3 separate regions of the Mus musculus genome follow, and all the other regions are linked to region 3. Evidence: chromatin contacts called from ENCODE POLR2A ChIA-PET data. All regions are on one chromosome and are shown on one strand. The core of a region is the stretch at or near the end of the contact, and the rest is flanking DNA. Distances in the headings are between cores, read along the strand shown. Region 1 holds the start of Asb16 (ankyrin repeat and SOCS box-containing 16). Region 2 holds the start of Gpatch8 (G patch domain containing 8). Region 3 holds the start of Slc25a39 (solute carrier family 25, member 39).

Evidence for each region. ChIA-PET counts read pairs that join two places held with the same protein, here RNA polymerase II (POLR2A).
Region 1: POLR2A ChIA-PET joins it to region 3 with 32 read pairs in embryonic stem cell. The contact joins the promoter of Asb16 here to the promoter of Slc25a39 in region 3. POLR2A ChIA-PET finds 5 or more read pairs at or near these places in 4 of 5 experiments (Patski and embryonic stem cell).
Region 2: POLR2A ChIA-PET joins it to region 3 with 10 read pairs in embryonic stem cell. The contact joins the promoter of Gpatch8 here to the promoter of Slc25a39 in region 3. POLR2A ChIA-PET finds 5 or more read pairs at or near these places in 2 of 5 experiments (Patski and embryonic stem cell).

Annotation. Positions count from the first base shown.
Region 1 is chr11:102,266,564-102,271,036 of GRCm38, forward strand. Asb16 (ankyrin repeat and SOCS box-containing 16) reads left to right here and starts at 2,188. Exons shown (of 5, transcript NM_148953.3): 1 at 2,188-2,560. The coding sequence starts at 2,260.
Region 2 is chr11:102,553,619-102,558,187 of GRCm38, forward strand. Gpatch8 (G patch domain containing 8) reads right to left here and starts at 2,540. Exons shown (of 8, transcript NM_001159492.1): 1 at 2,462-2,540. The coding sequence starts at 2,506.
Region 3 is chr11:102,405,429-102,409,569 of GRCm38, forward strand. Slc25a39 (solute carrier family 25, member 39) reads right to left here and starts at 2,089. Exons shown (of 12, transcript NM_026542.3): 1 at 1,962-2,089; 2 at 1,127-1,226; 3 at 934-993; 4 at 778-822; 5 at 265-398. The coding sequence starts at 1,211.

The sequences.
Region 1 (4,473 bases), core at 938-3,437, 140 kb before region 3:
TGACTGTTAGATGCCTGGGGAGCGAAGGGACACCCACCACTTTGGCCCTCCTCGACCCCACCCAGCTTTGCCACACTCCCAACCCTGGGAACTCAGCTGTGGGTGCTCCGCTAGGCAGTCAGCGGGGCAATTAAAACATGGTATGGCTTCCAGTGGGGTTAATCATAGCTGCGTCCATAGAGGTGCCTTTCTCTGAGGATCTTCAAACCCTCACTAGGCATGATCTCACTCTTCATCTGGGACCCCCTCCCTGGAACACCACCAAGAAGCTGGGGCCAAGCACAGACTGACTGAACAGAGGGTGAGGGACGTGCCGGAAAAGGCCCAGGTCACTGCCACCCACTCTGGGTGGTGGGTGAGTGTTTGTTCTGGCAGAGAATAGGGACCTTCATTCAATGTTCAGAGAGGCCAGCCTGCCATGAGCCAAGGGCTCCTAAACATTGTGTCAAGACCGACCATGCCAGGGCCTGCCCCAGAACCCACATTTAGCATGGTAGAATGATGTCTCTGGCATGGGTACTTTGCCAAACCCATCCGATGGCCTTCTAGTTGAGTAGCTACTGCAGGCACACCTCCACACAGCAGAGTGCCTTGAATGGGTGAGTTAGGAGACCCCAAGCCACTGGGACAGCAGGGAAGGGTAAAGGACCTGGTGAGAATGCTGTGTGGCATGGGGCCAGACCAGGGATTCGGGATTTCTCTGGAAGAGCCTGAGCCAAACTGCAGACATTTTTAAGGAAAAGTGACCTTCTTGGATAGGTGATTGTGACAGGGCTGAGTGTGGTCAGAGGAAGGAGACACAGGCTAGACCCATCCAGGCTGGAGGCTAGGAACTGAAGCTGAGGACAAAACTGTAGGAGAGACATTCTGTGTGGGAGCCTGCGGCCAGGGGGAAGTGAGAGATACAGAGGAGGAGAAGGTTGCTGGAGAGTGGGTGGGAGCAAGCACCGGGAGCAAGGAGGGACCCACATGGCATTGCCAAGACACTGCAGAGCCTGCAGTCTTGAAGACAGAAGCCCGCTGACATCCCTCCACCCTCCCCTGCCAGCTAATCGACCAGCTGTTGTTGTTTCCGCGGCCTCATTCCTCCCCCTAGAGGCTCCTGGAAGTACAGCCATTTCCTCCTAAAGCGAATGGGGCGTAGTTTCCCAAAAGTCTCATCCCTTCAGTCTCCACTTCCAAGGTCAAATCCCTGGACACATCCGCAGTCAGGCACGTGATTCCCCTAGAAACCAGGGAGGGAAAAAAAAAACTAGTCACTGAAGGTAGAGACCGTGCCCAGTTTCGGCATGAGGGGACAAGAAGAGGATTTGCTCAACTGTCTACCCAACATAGCACTACCCTCTAGGGTACTTATCTAAAGTGTGGCCCACTGGAGGCCTTGGCACACCCCCACAAGCTATGTAACTTTGAGTCAGTTTTACCTTTTTAAGACTTAAATTCCACCCAGGTGTGGTAGTGTATCCCTTTAATCCCAGCATTCCTGAGGCAAAGGGAAGTGGATCGCTGAGTTCAAGGCCAGTCTGGTCTACAGAGCTAGTTTCAGGACAGCCAGGACTACACAGAGGAACCCTGTCTCAAAAAACAAAAACAGCAGCACTGCCAACAACAAAACCTTACGTCCTGTAAGTCTCTATCCATCTCAGGTGCTGAACTGAAATTCTTAGCTTGGCCTCATTTCCTGACCAAATCTGTCTTGTATTACAACACTGACTGGTCATCTGAGTAGAGATGGATCTGAGAGTGATTTCAGTTCTAGAAAGCATGGTGTGTGTGTGCAGTGGTTGCTGTTATTTCAAATTCAGGAAGAGTGGTTTGGCTTCTTGGAAGCTCTCTCCACTTCCCCAGACTGAGGTCTATGGGCCATCCTGGGCTTCTACCCTTTTTACCAGCCAATACTTCAGAGGCTGCAGGACCCTGGTCCTTCCTCTACCCTGTCCTGCCCACCCATCTCATGGTTGACTGCTTTGACTAGAAGGCTCACTCCAGAGAAGTGGGGTCCAGGAGTGACCTTTGGCTGAGGCCCTGTTGACCAACAAAAGGGTACCAGCAGGGTCAGAGGCTGGCCCAATACCATCTGCATTAAGATCATGACTCTAGGCAAACTGTTTACCAATGCAGTGAGGGGCCTATTTATAGCCTCAGCTGTTTCTCCAGCTTACCAAGAAGGGGGCAGGGTGGCTCCCCAGAGCAAGGTGCTAGCTGGGACAAGGAACGATTCTCTGCCTAGGTGGCACTGCCCAGACCACTGGACCCCTCATGGCAGGGGAGAGCTTTCCTTTCACATCCTCCACACTGCGTGCTCTCCGCCTGCAGAGAGAGTGGCTGGACTGGGAGGACAGGAGGAGAGCTGCTGCCCAGCAGTGCCGCAGGCACAGGGACCTCCCTTGTCCCCAGGCCCAGCTCCTTAGGCCTCGCCGCTCCTGCCGAGACCCAGCTGTCCACAATGCCCTGTTCTCTGGGGACCTACAGCAGCTCCAAATCCTGTTCCAAGATGAAGACGCTGCCAATATGATTGTGGAGACTGTGAGCAACCAGCTGGCCTGGTCAGCGGAACAGGGTAGGGAACACCACCTAGGAGGACAGAAGAGGGACAGGAGTGGGGGTTGGGAAGGGAAGAAGAATCCATACGCCACTTCTCCGTAAAGAGCCTAGAACGGACCCATAGTCACCCATATTAACTCTTTCCTAAACAGTTGAGGCCAACCACGGTTTTCCTCAAACTCATAGAGATCCACCCGCCTCTGCCTCCTTCATGTTGGGATTAAGGGTGTGAGCCACTATGCCCACCCTCCAAATTTTTTTGGTTTTTTTTTTTTTTTTTCACTATAGCCCTGGCTGTCCTGGAACTCACTTTGTAGACCAGGCTGGCTTCCAACTCAGAGATCTGCCTGCCTCTGCTTCCTAATCTGCTGGGATCAAAGGTGCATCTTACCACCACCTAGCTAAAGTTATATTCTCTCTCTCTCTCTCTCTTTTTAAAGATTTATTTATTTATTATATGTAAGTACACTGTAGCTGACTTCAGTTGCACCAGAAGAGGGCATCAGATCTCATTACCAATGGTTGTGAGCCACCATGTGGTTGCTGGGATTTGAACTCAGTACCTTCAGAAGTAGTCAGTGCTCTTAACCGGCTGAGCTATCTCGCCAGCCTTAAAGTTATATTCTCATATAACACATATACAGATTGTAAATTTTGGCTTTGGTTAATTATATGCACTATATTACTATAGCGTTATATATATGAAAATATACACACATACATATATATCCATGTTTCTCTTACAGTTTCCTGCTATAGTAGACAGTTTTTATGAAACTCATATGCAATTTTTCCTTACCATTACTGACTTTGGGGGTTAGGGAGTGGTGTTGTAGGGAGAAAAGCCAAGCCCCTCCTGCTGAGCCACCCCACCAGCCCCATCTTATTTGGGGGCTAGAGGATTGAACTCTAATTTGAATGCTAATAACCATTGTCTTCGCCACTGTGCTCCGGCCACAGATGGCAAGCTTTTTAAATTTTGAGACAGGGTCTTGTTATTTACCCAGGCTGGCGTTCAATTCATTCCATAGCCCAGGGAGATCTTGTACCTGTGAGCCTTCTGCCTCAGCTTTCCGAGTGACTGGGGTCATGTGCTTGTCCCTTCAGGTCCTGTTCAGTTCATTATTGACAGGTTTGTTTTTGAAACAGGAACACACACTCTTTCTCTCTCTCTCTCTCTTGCTCTCGCTCTCTCGCTCTCTGGGCCAGGCTGGCCTTGAACTTGTGATCTTTCTACCTCCTGCTCCTAAGTGATAGATCGCAACCACACACTTCCACACCTGGCCACATGCAGCATTAGAAGCTGACATTGTTTCATGGGCCATCTTTCCATGTCAGCGACCTTAGGTCTATAGAATACTTGAAAACTGTACAGAGAGACATCTGGACTTATAGAACTACTCTCCAGAGAGAATGGTAGATTTATAATTTTTTTTCTCTTTTTAAAAAAAAAATTAGCTGGGCGTGGTGGCACATGCCTTTGATCCCAGCACTCGGGAGGCAGAGGCAGGCGGATTTCTGAGTTCAAGGCCAGCCTGGTCTACAGTGTGAATTCCAGGACAGTCAGGGCTACACAGAGAAACCCTGTCTCAAAAAACAAAAACAAAAAAACAAAAACAACAACAACAAAAAAAAAATATTGCCAGGCGGTGGTCCCAGCACTTGGGAGGCAGAAGCAGGTGGATTTCCGAGTTCGAGGCCAGCCTGGTCTACAAAGTGAGTTCCAGGACAGCCAGGGCTATACAGAGAAACCCTGTCTTGAAAAAAATATATATTGTTGAGTCTCTGGCCTTTCTTTTAACAAGCAAATGGTATCTTACATTTCAGCTGTAAAATTCTTCAGTGTTAGCTAGGTAGAGAACCCGGCTAGGGCGTCAAAACCACTTACCAGAGCAGAGCATAAACTATCCCCTAGAGTGAGATGTGGGA
Region 2 (4,569 bases), core at 1,290-3,789, 150 kb after region 3:
AAAGGGACTGGGAATGTAACTAGTAGTTGAGAACCCGATACTCACATACACACAAACATAAATATATACATAAATAAATAAAACATAATTTAAAATATAATTCCATTTCTGGATTGGTGACTTAGCTCAGTGGGTAATAGTGCTTGCTAGTATCACCACAAAACCCTGGGGATGAAAGACCACACCTGTAATCCCAGCACTTCAGAGGTTGAGGAAGGGGAGTCAGAGATTCAAAGTCCTCCCTGGCTAGACTGCAGACTTGAGGCTAGTGCTAGTATGAGATATATACGACATGGTTTCACAACAATTTTCCCATTTCCAATACCCTTTATGCAAAATACTGCGACATTTAGAATTTTAAGTGGGTTATGTCAGAGCAAGTGCAGAAAATACAATTAAAATGTATGTACGAACATCAAAGAGCTCAAAGGATCTATTTCTGGTTTTAAAACCGTTTTATTATATTTACGTCATGGGGGCTGTTAGAGGCCAACTCTGGGGAACTGGCTTGGTTCTTTCCTCCCAGCTTGTGGATGCCCAGGCACTAACTCCGCTCAGATTTGATGGCAAACTCCCTAAGCCACCTTTAAGGCTGTGACTTTTTATTATTGTGCATATCATGTGAGGGGACATATAATTTGGGGTCAGAAGCCAACTTTTTGGAGTTGGATCTCTCCTTCCACCTTCCAGGGATCAAACTGAGGCGGCCAGGCTTGTGAGGCGGAGGCTTTTTACCCACTGACCCATCTCATAAATCCCATAAGTCAGATTTTATAGTACCTCAACTAAAGCATCGAAGAAGAGTCTCCCTGCTCAGTTTCCAAGTGACGACACTCACATCCTAATAGCCAGTTTTCAATATCTTCATTCAAAACCCCGTTTGAGCCAGCTGAAATACTTGAGGGCCATTTTTCCTCAAAACTGTCTGTTTTCAATTTTATTAGGTCACCTTGAAATTCTTTTCTCTGAAAAGCATTGGAAGGTTTTCGTCATCTACTGTCTCCTAAATAATTTTAAATTAACAAAAAATAGTAATAAAGCGTATATACTTTATACCTGCTTCATAGGGCTTGATATAGGGAGAAAGAAAAGAAAGATAAGCCTGCCTTCCTTCTCGGGTATCAAATGTCCACCTCAAACTTTGGAAGACCTGAGATAAATCCTTAAAACACCTTAAGATGCTGTGCTGGGCTGCAGTTTCTGCGGCAGGCACATGACCACAAGGCATTTTCAGCAACTCCCAAATCCCTTACTGCTGCAAAACTTCCCATAGCGTTCTACACCTAAGACTATTTAACAGTGTTGATTTTAAACCAGTTGAAATTGCTTTGTCTATCAACCCAATCATCTCCAAGAATTCAAACCCTTCAAATTGCCTTCTGACACAGCTAGAGGTGCGTTGAGGAAGCTGAAAGGAATACAAAAACTCGAGTTCGGAGGCTCATCCCTTGACCTAAATTGCTGTTGCCAGGAGATGCGGTAGTAATGCAGTGATTTGCAACTGAGGATGTATTTTACCTAGAAATAACCAAAGGCTACTAAATCCCTTATTGTCTCCCAACTATGCCTGCAGTAACAATTTCAATATCTAAAAGCCTAATGATTCTAATTCGGCCTTTGTTGTTTGTTTTTTTGTTTTGTTTTGTTTTTGTTGTTTTTTTCTTTAATGCCTGCCACCCCACGGACATCTTTCCCAGATCAACATTTGCAAACGAAGAAAGAAAAAAAAAAAAAATCAAGGTTTAGGAACGAATTTACTCCCGCTTGGAAAGGCCATAATTATGCTTCTTTACAAATCTTGGTAGGTCTCGAAGTTAAGTTTACGCCAGTCCACAGACCTATACCTTACTGTCCCCAACCCAATTAACGGCCTGTAAACAACAGCAGTTATTTATGCCCAGAGAAAGCTCAATGGCTCGCCTCAACAAAAAAGGCGTCTTTGATAAGAAAGGGCGCCCTTTACCAGGGGGAAGACTAGGTTAGACAGTCGATAAAGGGCTTGTTTGTCACAATGGGAAAACGGAGAGGCGATCCCCAGGATGATCGGGGCGAGCAAAAGCCAAGGCTTCCATAGCCCCGGCCTGAAAACCGCTGGCCCAAGCCTTCCCCGCCCCAGCCCTCTCCCCCGGGGGCCGGGCCGGCCCTGCGCCTGCACAGGCCCCGAGACAAGCAAAGCGCAACCCCCACAAAGCGCCCGGCTGCGGAGCGGGAAGCCAGGAGCAAAATAGGAGGAAAGCCGAGCCGAAGAAGCGGCGTGAATAGGGATGAAGCCGGGGACGCGGCCTCATCTCAGCCCCGGAGGCCCCTGGAGAAATGAGAGGCAGGAAGGGGCGAGAGCCGGCTTGCAAGGTGGAGCGGAGAGCAGAAGGAAGGAGAGCCAGGAGGCCGGGAGGGAGGCGGCCCCGGGCTCGCGGCGAGCCCTCCGGGGGCGTGGGTGGTCCTCGGCGACGCCCGTGTTTACCTGAAAGTCTCGGTCCTCGTTGAAGCGGGAGAAGCGGTCCGCCATTTTGCCGCTCTCACTCCTCCTCAGGACGACGCTCTCCGGTTCGCTCCTCCCCTCCCGCTACGCCCGCCCCCTCTCTGTTTCCACGCCCCCTCCCACGCCCACCGGGCGCGCGCAGCAGGCGTGGGGAGGGGGGTGGAGGATGTGTGCTTGGCGAGGGATTGTTGGGGGGGTGTTGGGAAGAGGAGGGAACAGGAATTCGTTCCGACGGGAATCCCGAAGGCGCGCAGGCCTGGAGGCGGAACCTTCCTCTCACATCGCTCGGTTTCACGCCCGGCCCCGAGCGACCCCAGCGGGCCGCGCATGCGCACTCGCGCCGGCGCGCGTAAGCGCTTCCGGAGGGAAAGATCAGCAGGGCAGAGCATTTGGGGGCCTGGGAAGTATTCACTTGCTCCCTTAGCAGTGTTCAGAAGTCTTTCTTTCTTATGCTCTTGTTTACGGTCAAGCCCATCCCGTATTTGTAATAATATACAGTGTAATGCTATACAGTAGCATGAGATCTGACTTTACAGCTAGAGTACTTTTAATGTTTTTTTGTTTTGTTTTTGTTATTTTGTTGACAGGGTTTCCTGTAGCTCTCTATGTAGTAGAGGCTCGCCCCCCGATGTCCAAAGAGGGTATTTTTAAAATTAATACATAATAATGTTACTTAAGAGGTACCAAAAAAATCTCTCAAAGGGCTTCCATTCCAGGCAGGAAGTCAGATAACCAATAAATTAACCTAATAGTTGTAAATATAAACGAGTGTCTATTCCTGCTTGAGGCTGAGGGGAAATTAAGTCAAGCTTATCCTTGGCTACATAGGAAGTTCAAAGCTAGCCTGGGCTATAAGACATTGCTTCAAATAACAAAATCTAAGTGACACTGTGGGGGGGGGGGACTGTAATGAAAAGAATGACCTATCTTAAAGCTACATATAAATCAAGGCATAACAAAGGGATCACAACCTTGAAGAAGAGAGAAACTTAAACACATGGCTACCAAGAGCTTGACGTTTTTTTCTTACTATTTTCCCTCCCCCTCCCACTCCTCTCCCCCCTCCACACATATATATTCATGTTCAGAGTCATTGGATCCCCTGAAGCTAGAGTTACAGTTAAGAATCACCATGTATGTCAGTGCTAGAAACAAACCCAGGTGCTCTGCATGTGGAACAAGTGCTTTTAACTGCTTAGCCATCTTTCCAGCTCTTGTTTTCTTTAATGTTTTCACAGGGTGGGGGAGTGAGGGGGGGCTGTTTAATTTTACCTAGTGTAAGACTGCTTCGCCTACATGAATGAATGAATGTATGTATGTATGTATGTATGTATGTATGTATGTATGTATGTGTATCAGCTCTTAACAGCTGAGCCATCTCTCTAGCCCCTCTACCTGATTTTAAGACAAGGTCTCTCCTTAAACCTGGAGCTCTCCCTAGTCAGCTAGCAAGCCTCTGGAATTTGTACCTGGCACCAGGGAAGGTGAGGGTGTGGGCAGAGCTGAAAGTCCAAGGGACTGGTCACAAAGCAATCTAGAAAGCAGTTGGAGCCTAAATCATTTTTTTTTTCTCACTCAGGTAGCAGCTGGAGACTTTCTCTAGAAATGCTAACCAAACAAATCATGGGATTTTTGTTGTTGTTGTTTATTTATTTATTTATTCATTATATGTAAGTACACTGTAGCTGTCTTCAGACACTCCAGAAGAGGGAGTCAGATCTCATTATCGATGGTTGTGAGCCACCATGTGGTTCCTGGGATTTGAACTCTGGACCTTTGGAAGAGCAGTCAGGTGCTCTTACCCACTGAGCCATCTCACCAGCCCAAATCATGGGTTTTTAACATGCCGGCTCTAATCCAGAAGAAAGTATTTTGCCGAAATGAGAGGATCTGTCAAAAACCAACTGTCTTAGTCACTGTTTTTGTGCTGTGAAGAGACACCATGACAAAAGCAACTTTTAGAAATCATTTAATTGGGGGCTTACAGTTGCAGAGGTTTAGTCTATAATCATGGTGGGGAGTATGCTAGACTGCAGGTAGGCACTGGAGCAGTGTAAGAGAGCTAAGTCCTAACTCACAGCAGGAGAGTT
Region 3 (4,141 bases), core at 839-3,338:
CAAACCCCCACCCCCACCCCCAAAACCACAAAAAGCAAAGAACAAAACAATTCCATAGTAAAGAACTTTACTAGTGTGTATTACGCTATTAGGTCCTGTTTTTGATTCTCAGCATCAGGACCAAAAAGCTTTCTGAAGGAACAGCCTCCCAGGTAAGCCCTTCCTACACTGAACAACCACCCCATTTGCTTTCCATTCCCCACACCGGCAGCCTAGCCAAATCCAAATCGAGTCCCTCAGAGACACATTGATTCTGCTCCTTACCAAGGTGCCAGTGAACCGTGTGGGGTCCTGAAACCAGGTGGCACAGCGGGTACCATTTGGGCACAGGTACAGGGGCTCCAGGACTCCATTGCAGTATAGGAGGCACTTCCCTGGGGACTGTAGAGCGGAGGATGCTGGGAAAGGGAACGGACATTAGGGTGGAAGGGCCTGGAGCCTTGCTGGGTGACATAGCTGGGTCAATATGTGGCTATTCCAGTGTCAGAAAGCTGACTAATGTGGCCTCAAAGTATGGGGGGGCAGGAGGGGATCTCGAGAGAGGGTTTCTCTGTGTAGCCCTGGCTGTCCTGGAACTCACTCCATAGACCAGGCTGGCCTCAAACTCAGAAATCCGCCTGCCTCTGCTTCCCAAGTGGGACATTAAAGGTGCGCACCGTGCACCACCACTGCTGGGCTCATGTACTACTCTATGATCATGGGTAACCCAGGTACTCGAGGGATACTCAACACTTCTTCCCTGGGCCCTCCCAAGGGCCTGGGGCTTGGGGCACTCACATTTGGTGTAGGAGAGACTCCAGAATCTGGAGGGAGTTGTCAATTCTGAAACACAAAGGTCAGCCCTGGTGGTCAGGAATGCAGCCTCCCCCACTAGAACCCCATCTCTGGGAAATCCTTATTTTGTCAGGCAGCTCGCCTTGATCTGGTACTCACCGCTGGTTGCCGAGGGTCTCTGAGACTGAAGGCGGACCTTCACCACATCCAGGGGTGTCACTGGGGAAGGAGGTAGGTCTGAAGGTTCCTTCAGGACACCACTCACCCTCTTCTTTATCAGAACCAAACTGCCTCCAACCTTTAGCCCACATTAACCCCCAGCTGCCCCATCCCCCATCTCCCCAGGTCTTACTGAAGAGGGAGGTGACCACAGCCCCGGCTCCTGAGGCCACCATTTGCTGAAGGGGGCTAATGCCCCCAGGGTCCTGATCATCCATCTTGGAATTTCAATCCTGAAAACACACACCACAGTCAAATGGAGCTTACCCCCTGACAAGGCAGGCCTGAGTGGGGGGAGTGGGGAGCAAGCATGAGCTAAGGTGCTCTGGGACTTTAACGACAGCGCACTCAGGTCTCATCCAGAGTTTGCCTCTATAATCTTTAAAATCTAGAAATGTGCTCACTTTGCCGAGGGGAAAACTAAGGCTCAAAGGTTGCTGTGACCTTCAAGGTTACGTCATTCGTTTGGAAAGAAGCTAGAATAGCCGTCGGCCAAAGACAGTGATGGCTATTTTCTCAGCCACATGCTCCTCCAGACCAGAGGCCGAAAGATCAAACACCTGAGCCCCTCCACCCAACATCTGGGCGGACACATGAGCGCCCCGGGCGAGGAGAGGTCGAGTCGGGCACCGAGAGAAACGTGTAAACAAATCTGCTGATAGAGGAAGGTCCACCTTCCTTCCCAAGATTGCTGGCCCTCCCCCACACTGCCTGCCTGGGGCCAGAGAGGACAGGCCGTGAGGCCTGGATGGCAGGACATTCTCTGTCTGCCTCCTCTCTCTCTTAAACACAAGCCGCGGAGATGGAAGCAGAGACCTAGTAACAAACCCTTTCACCGAGACTCGGCCGCACTCCATGCCCAGGCCCAGTAAAGGGGTTCACGGAGAGGCCCACCCCCTTCCCGCGGCCTCGATTCCCCTCCCAGCCGGGGACCCTCGGAGAACCCACTCCAGCCCAGGCCCGCCCACCTGGCTCGGAGCCGGTCCTTGCGCCGCGCCACGCCAGGGGCCTGGCGGGCCCATAGCGGCTCCGCGGCCGGTGCAGGGTCCGCGCGTGCCCGCTTCGCACAGCGGCCGCCCGGGAGAGCGGTGAGACCGGCTCCGCCCCCAGAAGGCGAAGCCCCGCCCCGTGGCCGACCGGCCGCGCGCACGGAGTGCAACGAGCTCCGCCCACTCGCGGCCCTCCTCCCACCCCCCCAGTTCCGCCCTTGCGCCGCGGCCGCGTGGGCGGGTCGCCGCGGCCCCGCGCTCCTTGCGGCCGGCAGGTCAAGGTCGCCGACTGGACGGCGCTTGCACCCGGCTCCAGTAGCTCTCCTCTGCCCACGCCCTGCAGGAGTGTTGTCCGGGGAGTCCAGACCTGCGATCGCTGGAACTTTCCTGACCGCTTGGGTATTGCTGCTCCGCGTCCTTTTACGAGGCAGCTGCCGCGAGGGTCGGTTCTTCAAGGTCATCAGAGTGTGGGACAGCAATGGCAAACATCTGCCCACTTAGCTCCGTGGCGGGAGTTTACGATTTATGGCGAGCCTGTTGGCTGGAATCACCATCCTCTTTTACGGATGATGAAACGGGGTTGCAACCCCAGAACGCTTTATGACCTGCAGGGCAGCCTTGTCAGCCGACCTGCAACCTGGGCTAGACGTGGTGTGGCCCTGGGCAAATTTACAGGACCTCTTTGGGCCGAGGACACAGAGAACGTAGAGCAAGAAAGAAAACCAGTGTTTCGCGACAGATCTTAGACTGTTACCACTTTTAATACTTAGAAGTTTTTTGTTTCTTTCCCCCAAGACGATCTACGTAACCTTTGCTGGCATAGTTTCCAATGTAGGCCAGAAATGGCCTCTACCAAAACTTTTCATAGTAGGTAATTACAGACGTAGGTACCCCCATTTTACAGAAAATGAAATGGACTCAAGTTAAAACTTTTGCCGCTGCCTTCCCCGGTGGGCTTGCAAACAGCGCTGTTTCCGCACCAGCTCAGTACCCGGCACCCCACCGCCCGCCTCGCCTCTAAGACTTCCAAGCTAAAACGGTGTTAACAGAAACTGGAACACGCGGTGTGAGGCTGCACCTTTAAGAAGAAAAGGCCGCGGCTTTGACGTCACTACCGTCTCCGCCCCTCAGTCCCCAACTGGTTGCAGACCGCGCTGGAGCCGCCCAGCCAGCCCAGCTAGCACGTGGATTCCAAGTGGCCAACCATAACTTTACCCTGAGAAAACCCTTTCGGCATTTCCATGGCTCGGATCCTCCAGCTTTGGGGGCGGAGTGAGAGCAAACGGGTAGTTAGGAAAGCAGCCAATGATCAAAAGGCCCGGGCAGTCGGTTGGCCGTGAGGCAGAGGCGGCAGGAGAGTCACGAGTGAAGTGTCGCTTGTGCTGCCCTGTCCTATCCTGTGTCCTCTCACCCCAAACCTGGCTTAAAAGTAACACAAAAGCTGGGCATGGTGGCGCACGCCTTTAATCCCAGCACTTGGGAGGCAGTGGCAGACGGATTTCTGAGCTCGAGGCCAGCCTGGTCTACAAAGTGAGTTCCAGGACAGCCAGGGCTATATAGAGAAACCTTGTCTCGAAAAACCAAAAAAAAAAAAAAAAAAAAGGTAACACAAAAGTCGTTTCATAAGCTGTCGGTTCAGTTGGGAATCCAGCGCCTGCTAAGGCCATTTCAACCTCAAAGTTAATGTTTTACCACGTTTCTGAGCAGAGATGATTTTTCTATTCTGTAGAGAAGAAAACTGAAGGCCCTGTGTATAATCTCTTCTCTCCCCCTCTCTCTCTCCCTCTCTCCCTCCCTCCCTTTCTTGTTTATGATTTGGGGTTTGGCTTTATTTTCTGTTTGTTTTGAAGCAGTGACTCATAGCCCAGGCTAACCCGAAACTCCATGTTTAGGCAAGAATTACTTCGAACTCCTGCCTCCCAGATGCTGGGATTACAGGCATGAAAGACCATAACCAGCGGTAATTAATTCTTTGCCCACCCCTTACCCCAACTTCCAGTTTATAGATGAGAAAAGAGTCCCCTGAAGTCACTCAAAAGATCCTATTTGCTCTCAATGAGGTCACTGCCTCAGCAACATGACTCCCAGTGTCTGTCCGAGGCCATCTGCAGTCTGTAGGAATGTCCGGAGTAACGAGGTTACTAGAACTACAGACCTGG